2 separate regions of the Homo sapiens genome follow, and region 1 is linked to region 2. Evidence: chromatin loops called from intact Hi-C (ENCODE). Cell type or tissue: PC-3. All regions are shown on one strand. Links, peaks and the distances in the headings refer to the core of each region. The heading gives the core; the rest is flanking DNA.

Region 1 (10,076 bases), core at 846-8,845, 230 kb before region 2:
TGAGAGATAACAGTATCTATGTTGGGAGCAGTGAAGTTGCAGAGAGGTAGACAGATTAAGAACACATATTGAAGGTAGAACAAACAAAATTTTATTGTGGTTTGGATATGAAGGGTGGGTAATAAAGAAAAAAGAGCAATTAACTCTGAATTTTAGATTTTTGACTTGAGCAACCAAAGTGGATGATGTAGCATTTTGTGAAAAGGGGAATGGTTTTAGAGAAAAAAGAGGTTTGGGCAGGGCAGATAGGAATTTAAGGAGGAAATTTAGAGAATTTTGTTTTGGCCTTATGTTTTTAGAGGCATATTAGACACACATGTGAGATGGCAAGTCGGCAGAAAGGTAATCATGCATCAATGTAATATTCTTATGAAACTACCAAGTCAAGTTTGTTTCAAAATGTAATCCTCAATAATGAAAGATTGATTATGCAGTATAGAACTTTTGGGGTAAGGCATTACATTTTGGAGAATGTCTTGAAAACATTACGATTTGAGTCTTAGAGAAGTTTGTGGTAAACCATTCTTTCTGCCAGTAGTTTTGTAACAGGGTATATTGTCTATTGAGCCTTTATTCTAGCACATTAGACAAGACAAGAGGTTTTCAAACATCGTGTTTAAGGCTTTTTCTGGATCTGTCACCTCACTTAGGAAACTTTTATTTCAACTTCTAGGCACCTGAACAAAGACTGTTTGTATTGAAGTTCATTTTACCTACTTGTGAAATGACCTCCATGGTCTAACCTGGAAACTGATTTATTCCTTATAACAGTTTTTATTTTATTTTTTAAAGGAAAAAGTACGTTATAAATTCCAAACAATCCATTTAAATAAGCTTTGGGAACATAGCCTGCTAGTAAAAGAGAGACTGCCTGTACTTCCTTTTTCGCTACTTTTCAATCCAATTTTCAGTTAGGAAGAACTTGAAGGGAGGAGAATATGTGGAAAGGACTCAGCTGTGTATCTAGCCAGCATTTTAATTGGAGTGTGAATCATATTTAGATAGAGTAGAGCCTGATAAAAGTCAGGTTCTCAGAAACCGGAACACCTGTGTTGGAGATTTTAGAAGTGAGAGGCTCAGGACTCCTGCATTGCACATCCCCAAAACCACCACACACAGTGAGAATTACATTTCTTTCTTTCTTTCTTTTCTTTTCTTTCTTTCTTTCTTTCTTTCTTTCTTTCTTTCTTTCTTTCTTTCTTTCTTTCTTTCTTTCTTTCTTTCTTTCTTTCTTTCTTTCTTTTTTTTTTTTTTTTTTGAGACAGAGTCTCTCTCTGTCGCCCAGGCTGGAGTACAACGGCACGATCTCGGCTCACTGCAAGCTCCGCCTCCTGAGTGCACACCATTCTCCTGCCTCAGCTTCCTGAGTAGCTGAGACTAAAAGTTGTGCAACAGAGAGGCCCTGGAGACTCCCAAAATGCCATTATAAAACAAGACATAGATGAAGTACTGTGGAAAGGACTTGAAATTTAACATCATGTAAGTCTAGATCTCAGTCACACTTTACTGCTTACTAGTCATATGGCCTTAACCTATGCAAGAAAATCACCTAACCTATATATGTTTGTTTTCTTACCAATAAAATGAAGATAATAAATACTGTCACATTAGATTAGTTTGTTTGTTGATTTACTCATTCATTCATTCAACAAATGTTTTTTGAGCATCTACTATGAACCAGCTATGTGTTAGGTGCTAGAGATACAACAGTGAGTAAGGTGGACATGCTTTTTCCTTCCATGGATCCAGATGGCAGGTCATCACATAAGCAGTTGCCATAAAGTGGAATCATTTCCCAATTAGAAGAAAGAGATATTCAAACACACGACAGGAAGACCTTACATAGCCTTGGAGGATGGGGCTCTGGACAGATCACCTAGAGATATAATAGATTGAGTTGGCCAGATAAGGAACAGATGCAGGCAGTCTCCCTGTCTTTTATTCCTTGTATTTAATCACCCATGCCCTGTTGCTTCTCTCTTCCTAACACTTCCTTCATCATTCTTTCTTCTCCAGAGAGAAAAATCTTTGGCCATTAGGCCAATCTCATAAAATAGTTTCTAAGTAATATACAATTTGTCTTTTTGAGCTGCTTCTCCTCCTACCTCAAATGGTAGGAATTCGCCAATGTCAAGTCTGTTACCTTTCCTCTTCTCTCCTTCAATGAGCCAATCTGAGTCCCATCTTTAACAATGATTTTCATATTGGGGGACCCATAAACTTGTGTCCCCCAATAACACATAAATTGGAGGATTAGGGCAATAAGTCCCACCAGGAACAGCCTAGGGCAATTTTGCCCCACCGGGAACATTTGGAGACATCTAGAAACTTGATTGTCAAGACTTGGGAGGAGATAGAAGGCTATTGACAGCTAGTGGGTAGAGGCCAGGGATGTTGCTAAATACCCTACAATGCGTAGAATAGTCCCCACAACGAAGAATTATTCAGTCCCAAATGTCCATAGTTTTAAAATGGAAAAACCTACTCAATTTCTGTAAATACCTATGGGCTTACACTCTCATGTTTCTGTCTGCTTTCTGTCTCTTTTTTTCTGCAGCTGCTGTCTGCTTTGTTAATCTAGACAGAAAACTCGGCCTCTGAACAGGTTTACCCAATAAAATGCACTTACATCAGACATTTTTGGGTTTATTGTATTTCACTGAAAATGTCTGAAGAATCATAGAGAATAAAATTGCACAATGCAGCTTTTCTCTTTATCTTTCTCATCTCTGTTCCCATCCGGTTCCTCTTAGTTTACCTGAAGAAAAAAAAAAACTCTAGATTGTTCTCTATCTAGTGGAAAAGCAACTTCCTTATCTGAAACTTTGGCTTCCACTGATCCCTGAAGACCTAGTCGGGGGGTGGTAGTGTTGACTACTACTAACACTAACACTTATCAACACAGTTTTCAAAATAAGATAGTGGAATTCCTAACATAGTTTCTGATGTGTGAAATCTCTTTGTTTTTAAAATGTGCAATTTTAAATTAATTTAAACCTTATTGTTTTCAAAATGCTTTCTACTTGTGAGATTAAAAAGTGTATTAATCAGGTTACAGATTCAGTTGCCCAAAACAGAGATGTATAATTACAGGGACTTAAATGAGACAGTTTAGTTCTTACACTCTTAAACACCTAAACTAGTATGGCAGCTCCATTCTGGGAAAAGCAGGGGCCCCAGGGTAGCCCTTTTCAGCATAGTTCACAATGGTCCTCTACCACATCCTCATTCCACTGGAGGAAGGGGGAAAGAAAGTGAAAGGCATGGCCCTTGCTTTTAGTTTATTTGTTTATTTAAAAAATTTTTGTTCTTGGCCCTTGCTTTTAAAGGTAGGACCTGGAAGTTCTCCATTACTTCCACTCCCATCCCATTGGCCAGAACTTGGTCATATGGCCACACCTAGGGGTAATGGGTGGTGGAGAATATAATCTATATTCAGACTCATTATATGTGTAGCTAAAACTCAAAATCCATCTTCATTGGATGAAGAGGAGGATGGCTGCAGTGGAACAATTAGGAATATCTGCCTCAGAGGGGACTTTGCTTCAGGAGTACCTGAGAACAATGGGGATGTCTGTGTAAACTTTATCTGTGTTTTCTTGATTCTTTATAACATTTCACCTCCATGCTCCTGCCGCAACTCAAATTCCTTCCTTATGCCAGCACTATATTATTACAGTCAATTCCTATCAGTCTCCCTAGTATAATTCTCCTTGCTTCATTCCCTTGCCCAAACCCTTGTCTTAAAACAGACCCCTATCCTACCATTAAGGGCCCTCCAGCTTTTGACCTCCACTTCCCAGACTTAATTCTCGTTAACACGTTACTTCCCTCTTTTCCCAGTCTTTCCAGACTGTAGAGACGTATCTCTTCTCTGAACTCTAATAACCAGTAGAGGGTGCGCTATGCAGTTTCACAGGTGATAGCTTATGTGCATGTGCATATGTGTGCATGAAGTGCATATGTGTTGGGGGTTTGGGAAGGCTGTTTTGTGGGGATGTTGGGAGTGAGTGGAAGTGAATGTGGAGAAGTAGGAAGGACCAGGATTGAGGATCTTATTAAGAAATACGTTAACCTATAGACACAGAGGCATTATCAAACACTCCTGGGATGAGGGCATCAAAAATTTATACTGGAAGAAATGCTAATTAGAAAAGAGTAATCAGACAAACTGCTCTTTGATCCCAGTGAATACTCGCTCAGTGCTAAGGTAAATCCTAGTGAGATTAGAAACTCAGGACAAATATGTAGAGATCTTGAATTACATGTGTTAGCAACAGTGATGAAATATTAATTGATTTGCTTGTTTTCCTATGTAGAAATACTTAAGAAAGTAGATTATGATATTCTAGAATTCCAGAAGGGAATATTTATTAATAGGCAGGCTAGGATCCCCTAGAGAGAGACAAAAATGGAGAAGTACAATAGGATGTCTAAAGAGAGAGAAGAAAAAGACTGGCTTCTTTTTATTCTTTCCTTCCTTTCTACTCCTCCTTCTGTCTCACTTCGCAGAGGTGGGCTGTGACCTCTAGCCTTTCCAAAGCACAAAACAGTGCTCCCTCCTGTCAGGGTTTTAGGAAACTGTGCTTCTTCCAACCAGATTCAATTTTTGCTCCCCATCCTCAGATCATCCAGCCTTTATCTCATATAATCATATCAGAGGTCTCAGTTTGAATTTAAACTTTAATCACCCTAAGATTTAGATATGTTGTGGTGATGAAATGGGTCTGAGAAGAAGAGGCCCAATATATGAGGGACTCAGAAGCCTCCATGAACTGTAGGTAAGAAAAAAATGAATGCTAGAAAAAATAGTGTTATCCACTCCTTCAAGGCCAGAAAGCCAAGGTTGAAGAAGAGAAGTGATTTTGAGAGGTACAGGCTGCAAACCAGCCCAACCCACAAAGAACTACACCTGAGTCTTAGAATGAATTAGATATAGTAAAAGTACAGGTAAAGAAGCTGTCTCCCTAAAATTCTCTATGGTACATTGCGAGCCCAAGGTATAGCAACATTATTCTCTAGACCTGTAGCAGCAACAAAAGATGTTGCTAGTGACTTTAGCAGAAGCCATTTCAGTGCTTATGAACTCAGTCACTAGTAGCCTTAGGTGGTTGGCATATCAGTGGGTCTTCGCATATATAGCAGTCACATTTGGCATCAGCATTGGTAAGTATAGAGATATCACCTCTGAGCCCCCAGCAGAAGAGGAAAATCATGGGAGACTAAAGTAACCAGGGTAATCCATTCACAAGCAAACGTGAAACATGTCTTTGGGCCATGGTTTCCACAAATAGGGTTAGAGTGGGTCTGAAGTTAGCCTCAGGCTCTCTGGGTTAGAGACTATGGCTAGATAGCTGGACTTCTGAGGCACTTAAAGCCATCCAGCCTAATCCTTTCCTTTGATAGAGGAGGAATCAGAGACCTTTGAAAAGTTAAAGATATGATCCAAGTCAGAGGGAGAAATTAGACCCCAAACTTAGGTCTTCTGATTCTTAGTCTGGTGCTCGATACTCAACACTAAATAGTTATCTTATTAAATGTAAGTCTTTTATGACGAGAGCTTCATTTTCAGATGTGTTATTCAGATTATTTGTGCAAAAAGGGGTACTGAAGAAATGTTAGTTAGAAAAGGAAAAAAAAAAACCCTCCATACTTGGTGTAGGATGGACAAGTCTCACAGTCCCACATAGTCATCCCTCTTATCTAACCCAGGTCTTGAGTTGTGTTCTTGGATTTTGACTTAGGCTAGCTCTTTCCCAAGGAGCTCTGTAGCCCAGCTCCTGCCACCAAGCCTCTCAAGAGAAGCAGGCATGGCTAGGTCTCTGGTGAGCACAATTAGGCTAAAACAGAAACACGTATTTAGGTTGGTGCAAAAGTAATTGCGGTTTTGCCATTACTTTTAATCCTGCTGTGGAAGGATGGAAGTCCTGGGCTTTGAAGAAGGATGGCATTGGAGCAGGAAGTCGACATGCAGCAGCAACACCTCAGTGGGGTACTGACAGGAAGAACTTGGGAGCAGTGTCTCCTGGAAGAGAACAGAGAGTCTTAGCCCATGTCTTCTACAGAGAAGGATGGGCTATGGTAGCTTTCTCCTTCCTTATCCTGCTTTTTCATCTATTCACTGTCTAAGTTGTTCTATTACCTTTCCCTTCTATCACCCTTTGATCTCTTACTTAGTTCTAAATCTGAAACAAGCCATTCCAATGGGATAAATCCTTTTCATTCATTTAAAATTACCATAAAGTATAGAATCCTCACTGGCAAGAAGCTTAAAGTTCTACAAAAAATTTATAAAACAAAAAATTCATGCCCTTAAAAAGGTCAAGCTACAGAGTCAAAATATGTACTTGCAATCAAAAGTATCCTGGGTACAAACTAATATAATATCTGGTAGGTGCTACTTTTGGAATACATTTCTAAAATGCAATGCTGTGTTTATATGCACTCTCTCATTTTGTTTTTATACTCTTTGTATGTGATTTGTAAATTTTTAATAGATATGGAAATAGAGGTTAAGAGAAATTGAGAAACTTATCCAAGTTCACACACAGCAAACAAGTTCTGGGGCTAAAATTCAAACTTCAGTATTCACAGAGATCTTCCACCACCCTCAAGTTGAGTACATTATAGCTGAGGACCACAGATATTATTGGCAATAATGAGTATGTGTGTCCCAGAAGAAAAGAAGTGTGCACTAAGCTCTGATGGTTGTGAAACTTTCTCCTAGCACCCATTATGTGTCTACTGGCTACTTTACATATAGAATCTTATTTAGTTCTAACAATCTCATGTAATCAAATATTTCAATTTTCACCTTATTGATTAAGAAACTGAAGACTGAAGAAGAAAATTAAGCATGGATGGTCCTGCAGCTACTAAAGATCAGTGTGGATTCCAACCCAGTCTGCCCTCAAGTGTGTGACTTTCACAGAGGTGACAGAGAGGGAATTTCAGCTGAGAAAACCATCAGGAGCATTAGTACCAGGGTAGAGAAATAAGTCAAATATACAAAGACAGAAAGAAAAATTTGATAAAGGTGAAACGCTGTGATCAAAAAGGGAGAAGTAAGGAAAGAGAGTGAAGCATTGGGAGGGAAAGTCACGGATAGGTCTTAAAGCCAAAGTAGAGGAATTGGGGTTTGATATTCCTGGCTGAGGGAATCTATTGCATGGTCTCAGGAAGGTTGGGACATGGTTAAGGTAGTGGGCTGAAAGATGGTTTTACTGTCTGTGTACCAGATGGAAAATAGGAGAGTGACTAGAAACTGCATGACTGCCTGGGACGTTTTCCCCAGTGTCCCCAGATTAATGATAATGGTGATGGCTGTCTTTCTGGGAAAGTATCTATGCACTCAGCTTTGATCTATGCACTTTACATGTATTTACCTCCTTAATATTCTCAATTAGTTTATGAAGTACTATTATCATCATCCCTATGTTATAGATAAAGAAAGTGAGGTTCCAAGAGCTAAGGAACACATAACAATTAAGTGGTAGGGCTAGAATGTAAGGAGGTCTGTGTGACTGCTCAGAGCTTAAGCTTTCCCTTATACCATGCTGCTTCTCACTGCTCTCCCTGTCACTCAGTAGCAAGAGTATCCTCATCAGTACAGCTTCCTACATAAAACCATTTAAGTGCAGCTGAAAAGAAGCAGCAGCAGTGAACTGCTAACACTTCTCTTGTCCCAGATGTTTGACTGTCCTGTACATGTGAGCACTAGATCAGATGTTAATGTCTCTGCCTGGGCTAAGAAGTTCTTGGCATGAGATGTTTCAGGCTGAGCTTGAGATTTAGACAGGCTGTTCTGGGTACAATGGGTGGAGACTTTCTTTGACACAACTGTAGCTTAGTAAAAGCTTCAGTAAAGGTGCTAATTGTGTACAACTTACCTGCAGAGGTTTCCTTTTCATAAATATTCTCTTTTCCCTCAAGGAAGCTGACTAGCTTCTGAGAGCCAAATTTCATTGCGTAACGGCAGAGACTTTAAAATACATCAAAGAGTGTGTCAAACTTTTCCACTCTCCTAACTGCAGGGGAACTAAATGCAAACCCTGTGGGAGCCGGGGGTGGGGTGAGGGGTTGGAAAAGAGTAGGTTAAGAACAAGACATTTCTTTGAAGTTTCATGTTTCATCTTAAGAATTTGTGTGAAGTTTCCATTCCCACAAAAGACATCTGTGTTTTAAAATTAAAATGTTTTCCTAAAACATTGGGTTTGTGAAATAAAATTAAAATGTTTTTAGAATTAGAGTCACCATGATAATCCAGGAGTTTCACGTCCTCCCCAACATAGCATCTCTTAATCCCAAAGTCAATTAAATCCATATGAGACACCCAAACATAACAATTTGCAACTAGATCTCTGTGGCCATGGGAATAGATTCTTCCAATCCTGTGTCTTGGCAAGCATAGTCAGAAGGTCATAACTCACATAAATGTCATGCACAGGACAGCTGCACCATGCAGAGATTGTTTGTAACCAAATATACCATCAGGGCTCCTGAAATACCTGAAGGTTAGTATAGTACAGTGGTTAAGAACAAGGCTTTACACTTAAAGAAACAGTGTTCAAATCCCAACTTGGTTGGTAACAGCTGTAGCACCTTGAGTTAGTTAGCCACTTAGAAAGGTTGAGTCCATGAATATGCATTATAGTGTTTAGAAAAATGCATGGCATATTTTAAATGCTCAATAAATGATAGCTTTAATTATAGTTAATAATTGTAAGATCATGAGATTTATTTTTTGAATGTAAAACTTAAAATATATAAAAGTATTACAAATTATTATTGCTTCTTAAAAGAAAAATAACCTTTACACAGAAAATATTTGATTATCTATTAGGTCTGGAAACCTGAAACAAAATTCTAGGTTAAATTTTCAAAAATGTACACCTACGTGATCCCTGCCCTCTAGGATATGGAAAGAAAAATTGTGATGCAGAAAATCGTACAGAAAAGTTATGAAAAAGCAATAAATGAACGAAAGTGATTTTCTGTCTCTTAGAAAAGTATCAAATTATTCTTATACACTAGTCTGGATGCCCAAGACTTGAGAAACAGCATAAAATTTACGGAAAAGATGAATATATGAATACTTAATGAGACTAGAAAATAGTAGAGGCAAAATCTGAAAACTGAATAATCAAGGAACACCAATTGAAGGAATATTTATTATAATAATTGAATAATATAAAACATAATGAAGTCCTTTAGACCCAGTATTCTGTTCTTGGGCTGGTGAGGAGTGTGGCATCTTTAATTTTTCAATCTACAAAAATTTATGGATTTATTGATCTAGATGTTATGTAACACTCTGGACTAGAATGTGTCAGTGTGCATTCTCAAGGAACCTGCAATGAAAGACTGTGGCAGTGTTTTTCCTTTCTCTATGATGGAAACACAGTAGTCTGATCCTTCAAGTTTCTTCCTATTCCTTACTTATTAGATCTATGATTTCTTTCGTTATGTCTCCAGTCCTTGCTAATTGGACAACTATGGTGCTGCGAAGACATCACTTCAGAACACCCTTCCCCTTCTAAGAAATTTATTTCATAGATATTCTGAAATAGAGATATCCAGAGGCAGTTCAGAATAAAAAAAATAATGTGTTGATTAGAGACTCCTGCAGCTACAGACACATATTTGTTGATTGGATTAATATAGGTTGGTGAGAAAAAGAGAAATTAGCACTTACTAGATTCTCTCTCCCCATGATGTGGCCAGAAAAACTGCAAGAGTTGTTTGGTGACCCAATTTTTAGAGGCATTATTATCAACTAAAACAGATATCTGCCCTTAAGGGAGATGAATCAGACCCAGAGGGCTCCACTAGGCTTCCTGCCAGAGACCCACTTCTAGCAGCTCTCCCTGCAGAATGCAAATTTGATCTAACAGGTAGCAACTCAAAGAAAGTAATTAATTTCTATGATTCTTTCATAGTCACACACCGCACACATATTTAGGGAATTGTCATAAATATTAATATTTAGGGAATGTCCATGTATATTCAGTGAATGGCAAAAAGATCTCCAGATAGTGCTCACGGAGTTCTCTGCAAGCTCCCTCTCAGTAACGGAC
Region 2 (10,076 bases), core at 1,481-9,480:
AAAAAAAAAACAGTAGGTCAACTGGTGAACTGTCAAATGCTGCAGACAAGTCACAGATGGGGCCTTAGAAACAACAGTTCGGGTGAGGTAGTAAGGTTGAAGCTGGTTAAGAAGGAGATACAGAAAAGACTGAAAGCCATGAGTACAGACTTCTGTTTCTACAGTTAGTCAGTAAAAGTAAGAGAAAGGCATAGAAGCAGGAGAGAAAGGCGGGAAGAGAATTTTTCAGCATGGAACATGGGTACCTGTTTGCTCCTGGGGAAGAGGGTCCACAGGGAAAAAGGGCTACTAAAAGTGCAAAAAGGGGAACAGAGCTGTCTTTAGGGGGTAGGAATATAAGCACTTATTTGTTTTTCTCAATGGTCCATTTTTGTTTTTAAAAGTGAGAACTCAAAAATACATGTTAAAAAATAGAAAATACTTTTAAAAAAACGGATTCTACTGATGTCAGTAACCCAAAGAATATGAGAAGGGTTAAAAATACCTCCAATCAAGAGAAGAATTATTTTCCCCTCTGAAAGAAGAACATGAGTTAAAAATACAGAGAAATTTTAAAGTGAGAGAAGAGAGAGAGAGATGGAGCTTATGCAGAACACAGTATTTCCTGTCAGATAAATGGCATAGAAAGTTGCCAAACATGAGGAGGTGGGATGGGGTCTGTGGATTCAGAAGAGAGTGGGAAACTTTTTTATTGGTCACTGTTGAAAATGCAATAGATACAGAATTATTCTCTAGGGATATGAAGGAATTTTCCAAAACAATTTAGGCTTCTGGAGGAAGAAAGGGGATGGAAGACAAGAGAAGTAAATAATCCAATAAATGGTCAGCCCCAGGGTTTCTTCCAGAACAGCTTCTCTCTGAATCCCTTTTAATCTCAACAGTTTAAGGGTCTATGTGAATGTTAAAGCAGAGATTTAAAGCAGGAAATGTAGAACTCTATTTTTTTAAAGTTAATACCAACGGATCAATAAATTGTCACATTGTTTACTTCAAAATAGATGTTTTGATCTGTTGCTGCTATGAAATGTGGTTCTTATTCTCCACTACCGCTTGGTGCCTGCTGCTCCACACTGAATTAGCTTCTCCTTTTCAAATGCAGAAAACGCAATTATGCCTCACTTCCTGTTTAGAATCACTTTGAAGTAATAAAAAAAGGAGGAATGGAAATATTCACTTAGGCTAATGGAAAAAGATTAAAAAAAGAGAAAGAATAACTCATCTCTTTATCTCCCAATCAATCCAGCTATGGTAAGTTGAGGTCATTTGGACAAAGGACAGGCTGGCCAATTTACACAAATATTCCATTTAAAAAGAGAAATGGAGGTTAAAGGGACTCCTATATTTTTACCACACTTCTGTGATATCCTCAAAGCTCTAAGATAGCAGAGCGAAGGAATTTGAATGCCTTGGCCTTTTCTTCTTCCCATTTTCCTTTCTTGATTTTTCATGGATATCTCTGTTTTAATGGGAAGATGGAGTGTATCTGTCTAGGTAGTGACAGTCTCTGCAGCTAGCAGGGATGATGATGAACGATGGGAATGCTGGGAGTCGTGTTCCTGAGTTAAAGCGGGGCCAATGCACACTGTGAGACCTGGATTCACTGCCATAACATCATGACTCTTTAGAAGTAATAGTTCCCTAGGATGCCTAAATTGACAGGAGGAATGTGTAGGGAGAGGAGAATGGGGATGAGGGAGGATTGCAGAAATCCAATCAAGAATATTAATTTATGAATTGGGAAAAATACCTGGTGTACATTAAATAGAAATAGCTAGTCCAGTATTCGTTCTTCACTTAAGTAACAGACTTTGTTCCTCTGTTGGAACTTGAGGGGCACTATCTTGGAGAAGGAACGATTAGGCTGAAATTGTCTGCCTTGTCCTTAGTATCTTTCTGAGGGAAATGTTCTCACATCACCCTGCTGAGGAAGCAGCTTTAGATAGTTCATCAGCAGGTAAGCATCCAGGGCTCATAATTAACTGGATCAGGAGTGGTTACCAAGGCAGTAAATGAGCAGGTATTTTTACCACACTGCTGTAGTGGCTGGTATCATTTTATAAGTATGGTCTGTCTATTTTATAAGTATGTCTGTCTCTCAAAAATAAGGCAGAGTCTTATCTTTTATTTTTTATGTATTCTGCCTGTATTCAATAAGATGCTCCAGACATGAGATAGTTGAGAAAAAAAAAAAGAGCTTCTTTGCAAACCAACTCTCTGAGGGCTCTTATGATCCTTAATGAGTAATTGAAGGGGGTAGTTCTACAGATGAGGAATGGTGCTAAACACTTGGAAAATAGCCATCCTCTGGAGGAAATGAGTGGAATCCATATTCATGACTCACTTCTGGGTCTTGGCTGGTTTCTCTGGCTTCTCATTGTACGGAATGACAAGGTCACCAACTGAGTCTGGCTTCTGGAGGAGAATTCCCAACTTGATCTTAATCTCCTTGGCCCTGAAAGAAGAGACACAAGGGGAAATGAGGACACCACATGTGCATACAGATTTTAAGAAGAGATTTCTTCCTGTGTCAGAGAAACAAAAATGAACAAAATCCCATTTCACTTTTATTTTTCTTGTGGCAGAAAGAATACTAATGCAGAAATTAGGATATATAAGTTCTAATAAATAGCATTTATCAAGCTCTTAGTATGTCCTTCATTAATTTGCACTACATTTTAATCCTCATTATTGTTTTATATGTGTTCTCTCATTTTATATCTGCAGACACTATAGTACTATTTCCATTTTGCAGATGAGGTCACGGAATGACAGGAGTTTAAATAACTTAAGATAACCCAGCCAGTATTTGGTGGAGACAGATGTGAGCCCAAGCTGTCTGATGCTAGAGTTCCCAGGTAGAACTCTGCATGCATTGCCTACTAGTCTTCTGAGGGCTCTGGTCTTCACTATTGTTAGATATATGACATTTGGAAAAAATGATCACTTTTTTTTATTATTATTATACTTTAAGTTTTAGGGTACCTGTGCACAACATGCAGGTTTGTTACATATGTATACATGTACCATGTTGGTGTGCTGCACCCATCAACTCGTCATTTAGCATTAGGTATATCTCCCAATGCTATCCCTCCCCCCTCCCCCTACCCCACAACAGTCCCTGGTGTGTGATGTTCCTCTTCCTGTGTCCATGTGTTCTCATTGTTCAATTCCCACCTATGAGTGAGAACATGTGCTGTTTGGTTTTTTGTCCTTGCAATAGTTTGCTGAGAATGATGGTTTCCAGCTTCATCCAGGTCCCTACAAAGGACATGAACTCATCATTTTTTATGGCTGCATAGTATTCCATGGTGTATATGTGCCACATTTTCTTAATCCAGTCTATCATTGTTGGACATTTGGGTTGGTTCCAAGTCTTTGCTATTGTGAATAGTGCCACAATAAACATATGTGTGCATGTGTCTTTATAGCAGCATGATTTATAATCCTTTGGGTATATACCCAGTAATAGGATGGCTGGGTCAAATGGTATTTCTAGTTCTAGATCCCTGAGGAATCGCCACACTGACTTCCACAATGGTTGAACTAGTTTACAGTCTCACCAACAGTGTAAAAGTGTTCCTATTTCTCCACATCCTCTCCAGCACCTGTTGTTTCCTGACTTTTTGATGATCGCCATTCTAACTGGTGTGAGATGGTATCTCACTGTGGTTTTGATTTGCATTTCTCTGATGGCCAGTGATGATGAGCATTTTTTCATGTGTTTTTTGGCTGCATAAATATCTTCTTTTGAGAAGTAAAATGACCACTTTTTACTGCCAGACCTCAGTTCCCTCATCTGTAAAATGATGACGTTATCCATCATTTTAGATGTTTTTTGAGCTATTTCCAGCTATAAAATTAAATCATTCCACTTGATTATTTATTTCTCTATAAAATTTTTGTTTCCAACTCCTTATCCATTGTTCTCTATGGCTGTCAGACTATCTTATGTGCAGTAAGCCTTGATAAATGAGTACTAATTGCCAAACAACAAACTACAGCAGAATTTACTGCTTCTTTGTATCTTCAGTATTTTAGTGAGTAGATATGGTCAGAATTCTGGGTACTCCTCCATCACGGGATGCAACTATTTTCACGCTCAGTTTTAAAACTAACCTTCTAATCTATCCATCACTTTATCACAATTCTATACTAGAAAAGCACCAGGCAAATCTTAAATATTAATCCATAGGACAAGTTGTTGAATATTGGGAGACCCAAAAAGCTACCCTTTCCCAGTCACCTTAGCACTTTACCCATGCTTTTAAGACAGGGTTCATCATATTGCATTATGGTCATTGACTTATGTTTCTGTTTTTCTACTTGGATATGAGAACTTTTTGATGGTAGGAATTTAGTCTTAAATACTTTTTAACCCCTGTGCCTAGCACAATGCTTGGCAATATAGTAAACATTTAAAAATATTTGCCAAAGTGAACTAAAAATATCTTGATTTTGTTCTTTACAAATCTGCTAACATTTACCTCCCAGTCAATGCTAATCATAACCAAAGTTTTAAAGAGATGTGGTGAAGTTCACATGGCAGCCAAATAGGATTTTACTATTGTACACATACTTTCCTCATTTGTTCACAGGGAGGCTGTGATGAGGCAATTTAAGTAAATGCCTAAGATTTGCAGTTACGGATATTAGGGAAAAAAAATGTAAGGAAACCTGTGGTAACTTATAAAAACTCCATAAATGCCTAATTATAACATATTTTCCTTTAGGCTAGTAAATATGGTTTTGAAAACTATGTTTTAGGAACAGTCATCTCTACAGTGTCATTTCCTTTTCATTTTGTTCTGCTTTCACTCTTTCCCTAAGACCCTCTCATTGACTAAAGCCAACTCAGGTCCCATAGTACCTCAGATCAAGCTCAGCACGGCATTAGGGTAAAAACTGGGACTGTTCTGCCGAGGGAGCTTATATAACATTGTGAATTAGAATAAGTGTCGCTTTAATTCCAAGTGTTGCAAGTTACTTAAATTATCTAATGTTTAGTTCTTTTGCCTAGAAATTTGGACTGATAAAATAGTATATCCTAAGACTTTTTGAGATGATTAAATATACTAATGCATGTGAGTCACTTAGCACAGCATTTGGCATAGAACACGGCTTCTTTAAAGTTAGTTCTAACTACACAATCATTTTTCCAACCCACCGCCCATGTTCCCTAGCTTCGAACATTACATTGAAACATACAAAAAATTCCCCGCAAGTTACTAAGGAATTACTACACCCACAACCTTCTATATTCTACCTCTGGGGACAAGAATTGCCAATTTTATATTTATCTGAAAAATGAAGAAAACATTAAGTGGGGAGGAGAAATGCATGCAATATTTGTGGCTACCCTCTGCTGACTAATGTGCAGTATTACAGTCAGAGATGCAAGGTGCACTAGGACACAGTATCCCACCCAGTCCGTGAAAACCTTCATCCATAATCCATATCCTCCTGGCTCCATAGGTCCCTCCCTTCCTGTGCACCCATCTGTGGAATCCATGCTGCAACTGTTTTCAGTTTCAACCTTGACACAATAGTCCACTCACCAATATTTAGATAACAATGATGTAATGAAAGTCTCTCATGTTTAGGTTTCTGTTTGGTTGGTTGTTTTGGTTTTAACTTTATCCCCCCTCTCAAATTTAGTTCCTTTTTTTTCTATTTCTTGCTCCATTTGAGCCTTTTGCTTTTGTAAAAGGCAGAAAAATATTTGTGTTTGATTTCCTGATGCAAGAATAATAGTTGGAGATTAAGGGATAATTAGAACAAAGAAATCGAATGTATGTAAAAGAATTATTAGTGACTTAATTCATTTATTCCTTACTGATTAACTCATTGGTCATGTTTACTGTGTCAGGCAGTATGCAGTAAATATACAAACACCATTAGGTTTGCTCCTTGCTTTCAAGGTGCTTTTAGCCCGGAGAGGTCTTAGATGTGGAAACAATCACAAACGGGTGCTTAAAGACAGACTGTCCAGAAAGCAGCAGAACTCTCACAGAGGAGCACCAGTGTCCACAACGGTAGATCAGGGGGAACTTCTCAGAGGAGGCAAATGTGGAACTAGAGAATGAGCAGCAGTCAGTCAGTTGGGCTAGAAAAGAATGAGCGTTCCAGAGGGAAGGGTGGGTGCGTGTTATTTTAAGGGATGTAAAAGTAGTTTGTACTGCAAGAGGGTGAAATGTGAGACAGCAGAAAGCCCATTCAAAGAAGTTACTCTGCTTCCCTTCCAGATAGAGGGATGGATGTTGGAGGGACCTCTATACAGTACCTAGCTTGCAGCAAAGTTGGTATGAAAACAAACAAGAGATAAAACTATTGAAAAGCGCCTTTCAAAAACTGTCTGTATTTAAAGACGTGGCATCCTATCATATGAACACAATGTATCTCACATTTTCTTTTACTATTTCAGAATGCATTTTCTGTGAAAACACCATTTATAAATGGTAGTTAAATGCTCAAGACATACCACAAAATCCTTTTAAAACCAGGATGAATCAGTACCCTACTACTATTTTATCTATATCACTGCTTAAATAGAGTTTTTTGTGGAATGATCTAGAAATCAACTATCATTTATAACATTGCCAAGAGAAAATCGTATTCCATTTCTTCAGAGCAGACTAACATACCAGAACATCAGGTTACTCTTTTCCTCATATTTGCCCTGGAAATGTAAGGGAGAAAAGATATTCAGTGCTTTGGAAAACACTTCTTTCTATGGCTTCAGTTTCTGGCTTGGTATAGGCTCAAGTATAGAGCATTATAAAGTTAAGAGTATTTAAGTTGTGAAGTCTATTAAATTTAATTAGGAGTTCATTGTTCAGGGAATGACTAATGTTATTGCATTTCTGCTCATACAACAGTAAAGTTTAAAGGCCGAGGAGCTGAGAAATGCTGAAGTTCAAATCACTTTAAACATTGCACTCTTTTCACAAGACTAAATAATGTTAGATTTGTTTTACTCCTCAAGAATCCCTGGAATATTATTTCATCCCCCGTTTCCCTTTCCTCCCTACCATAGCCTCACAGACATATGAAAATAAAACAAACCAAATGAAAAATTCAAACAAAACAATAGCTCCAGCTTACCAAACTATTTTCCCTTTATAGATAAACTTGAATGTATCTGACATTAATTTGGCATCAAAAACAACACCATCCAGAGAAGATAATTTTCTAATTTGTTTACAATTTCCTGCTTGGTCTCGGGCTCTATTTGACTGCACACTAGACATTTTTTCCTGGCCACATTACATTAATGCTCATTAACAAGAAACTATTTTTATCTCCTGTCATCTCTCTTCCTCCTCTTGTTATTCTTTTGTTTTACAAAGAAAAACTTGTTTTGAAATAAAATCAATTGAAAATGCTTGAGTTAAAGTTTAATTAAAGGCTCAGAGGAAGATAATTCTTTGTCTAGATGACTCACATTAGTGATTCCAAACTGAAAACGGTTTGAATAATTCTGGGGCTTTGCAGTTTTAAATCTGCTCCCTGTGTGGGTATGCTGGCTGGCTGGGAAGTCAAAACTCAAAAGGCCACGGACCACCTCAGTCCTTCCTGCTAGTGCGTGAATTTAATGGGTTATCACCTTAAGATGCATAAGTGTGGAAAACCAGCACAAGCAATCACTAAAAACAGAAACATGGTTAAATTTTGAGAAATACAATTATATTCCACCAGAATGTGTGAAGAACCAATTATATATAAAATCTTATACTAGGTGTTTCAAGGGTTACAGAGTTGTTTCTCGCTTCAGAGACACTTGGAACAATTGAATATAAAACACATATATGTAAACTGTATAGCAGATATTTTTCCAATCACTGATGAAGGTAGGTGGAGTATAAAAACAAAAGAACGTAGGCCTGGCACAGTGGCTCATGCCTGTAATCCCAGCACTTTAGGAGGCCGAGGTGGGTGGATCATGAGGTCACGCATTCAAGACCAGCCTGGCCAAGATGGTGAAACCCCATCTCTACTGAAAATACAAAAAAAATTAGCCAAGCGTGGTGGCAGGCACCTGTAATCCCAACTACTCGGGAGGCTGAGGCAGAGAATTGCTTGAACCCAGGAGGTGGAGGTTGCAGTAAGCCAAGATCATGCCGCTGCACTCCAGCCTGGACAACAGAGCAAGACTCCATCTCTAAATAAATAAATAAACAAACAAACAAACATAGACTGTAACCTCAAGGAGCCCTAACTTCCCAATGTGCAATGGGAGATATTATATACCTAAAAACTGCTCCTAATATATCCTCAGAGCCCTCTGAATTTTCCATTCATGGCATTTTTCAATTGGCATTTATATCTCCATATGTATATGTATATGCGAATATTGTCTATCTCTCCCATTAAAGTGTCAGGTCCCCAAGAGCAGAGTGAACATTTGTTTAGTTCACAATTACAGCTTCAGCACTTAGCACAGGGCCTGGCATTTAATAGCATTCAATAAAGATTTGCCATGTAAATTGATGAATGAGCAAATGAATGAATGAACTGAATTGCTAGGTTATAGTAAAGCTGCATTTTGGGGTGGAGTAGGTGAAATATTGGAGTGCAGCTTAGAATGAGTCACGGAGGACTAAGATGTCTCTAATTTGCTAACTGGACAGAGGTAACACCATTAAATGACTATAAGCACTATAAAGTAAGTGAATTCAATTTCTGTCCTTGAAAGAGATTGAGAATGGTCAAGTGGGGCATTTAGTTCCTCATATTATATAGGACATATGCTGATGAGAAGAGGCAGGGAGGATAATTGCAATCACTAGCAATCTGAAAAGAATCAATTATAAGACCATAATTTTTCAGGATTTAAAAGAAACAGAAGTAGCCCTGGGGCATAGGCTATTCCTGTGGTTGAAAGGCTTTCGGCAATCACAAACAGGTTTCGCTGTAGACGCCAGACATATGTCAGGAACAGCGAGAAGGAAGAAGAGAGGGAGGAGAGTTGAGAAGCATAAGGCAAGATTTTTACAACACATTTCCAAAAGAGGTGTCCTAACATCGGATAATCCAATTTAAATTCAATGCAATTTAAATCCGTGTCGCAGATGCCCCCTGCTGGCTGTGGGAAGGCGTGAGCATTAGCAAAGAACTGAGCAAAGAGCAGATTGGTTCCAGGCTGCTTCCTTCTGAAGAAACACTACGAGGTTTCTTTCCACGGACTAAAAAGAACATGTCTGGAATAGATACCCAGGAAAGAGAAACACAAGCTTCTAAAACACTCGCTAGCCGTCAATGTCCACAGCCGAGAGTAAGACATTTGCCGGATTAGAGACCAGAGGAGAGAGGAGCTCCTCTGAGTTCCGTGCAGCTGAGAACTAATCTGAGAGGTAGAACCCAGCAGAGACTGACAGAGGGAAGAGGGCCCAGAGGGTCCCTGCGCGGGCCTATCAAGAGGGAGAATGCATTTTGCTGAAAGCTGGAACAGCTTTCTTCCTGGCTGCTCATTTAAAACTTCATATCAGTGGAGTTTGCTCCTTGTAGGTGGCTCCGAGACAGGGTAATGGATGATCTTGAAAACCCTTAGCGGGAGTATAAGAATATGCTAGTGGAAAGTCGGCTCAGTTCTGGGGCTGAAATCCTCAACTTGCCAGGATCCTCAGCATGGCCCCTAAAATCAAGATGGACTCTTAACTGCAGAGAAAGGCAGTGCCGGGTGATTGTGGTGGAAAGAATCTATCATTTTGGCATCTACCATCTACCCTATTTCTGAATTTACCTACTTCAGTTTGAACTACAGAAAATTCACTCATTGCTTGTGCTTTAACAGCATATGAAAGAGAAGTTTAGTAATAGTGTGATATCATGTTAAAACATGTATTTATTTTCTTACTTGATTTATATAATTAATATATGATACATGATGGAAAATGACTCTATGGTTAGTTAATATGAAATACTCCTCGGGTGCTCCAAATGATAAAAAGGTGAAGAAAATGCTAAGGAATATATAGTAGTAGTAGTATTAATGTGTTATGATATGACTTCAGAAATGAAAGCTCTGTTTCTAAACACAAGTGAATCATTCCCTAGCAGTGTTTTAGGCTTTCACTCAT

Evidence for each region. Hi-C counts contacts between places; a loop is a spot of excess contacts. Peaks named below come from ENCODE experiments on the same cell type or tissue, not always from the same donor. Only the 100,000 strongest peaks of a DNase experiment are listed, where the experiment ranks them.
Region 1: a loop joins it to region 2, with 8 times the contacts of the local background. A loop is called at or near these places in 2 of 110 quality-filtered maps.

What each region holds. Positions count from the first base shown.
Region 1 is chr1:162,935,338-162,945,413 of GRCh38, forward strand. No RefSeq gene overlaps it. Among named protein-coding and RNA genes, the nearest start is that of CCDC190, 79 kb to the left of the region's middle. In PC-3, for the core only: a CTCF peak has its summit at 3,901 (motif pointing right); a DNase peak (open chromatin) is centred at 3,904.
Region 2 is chr1:163,165,917-163,175,992 of GRCh38, forward strand. It overlaps RGS5 (regulator of G protein signaling 5), which reads right to left. Exons shown (of 5, transcript NM_003617.4): 2 at 2,342-2,452. The region is part of intron 2 of RGS5-AS1 (RGS5 antisense RNA 1); the gene reads left to right. Among named protein-coding and RNA genes, the nearest start is that of RGS5-AS1, 9.3 kb to the left of the region's middle. In PC-3, for the core only: CTCF peaks have their summits at 5,369 (motif pointing left), 9,072 (motif pointing left) and 9,289; DNase peaks (open chromatin) are centred at 2,335, 5,425 and 9,095; H3K4me3 peaks cover 1,322 bases; H3K27ac peaks cover 5,070 bases.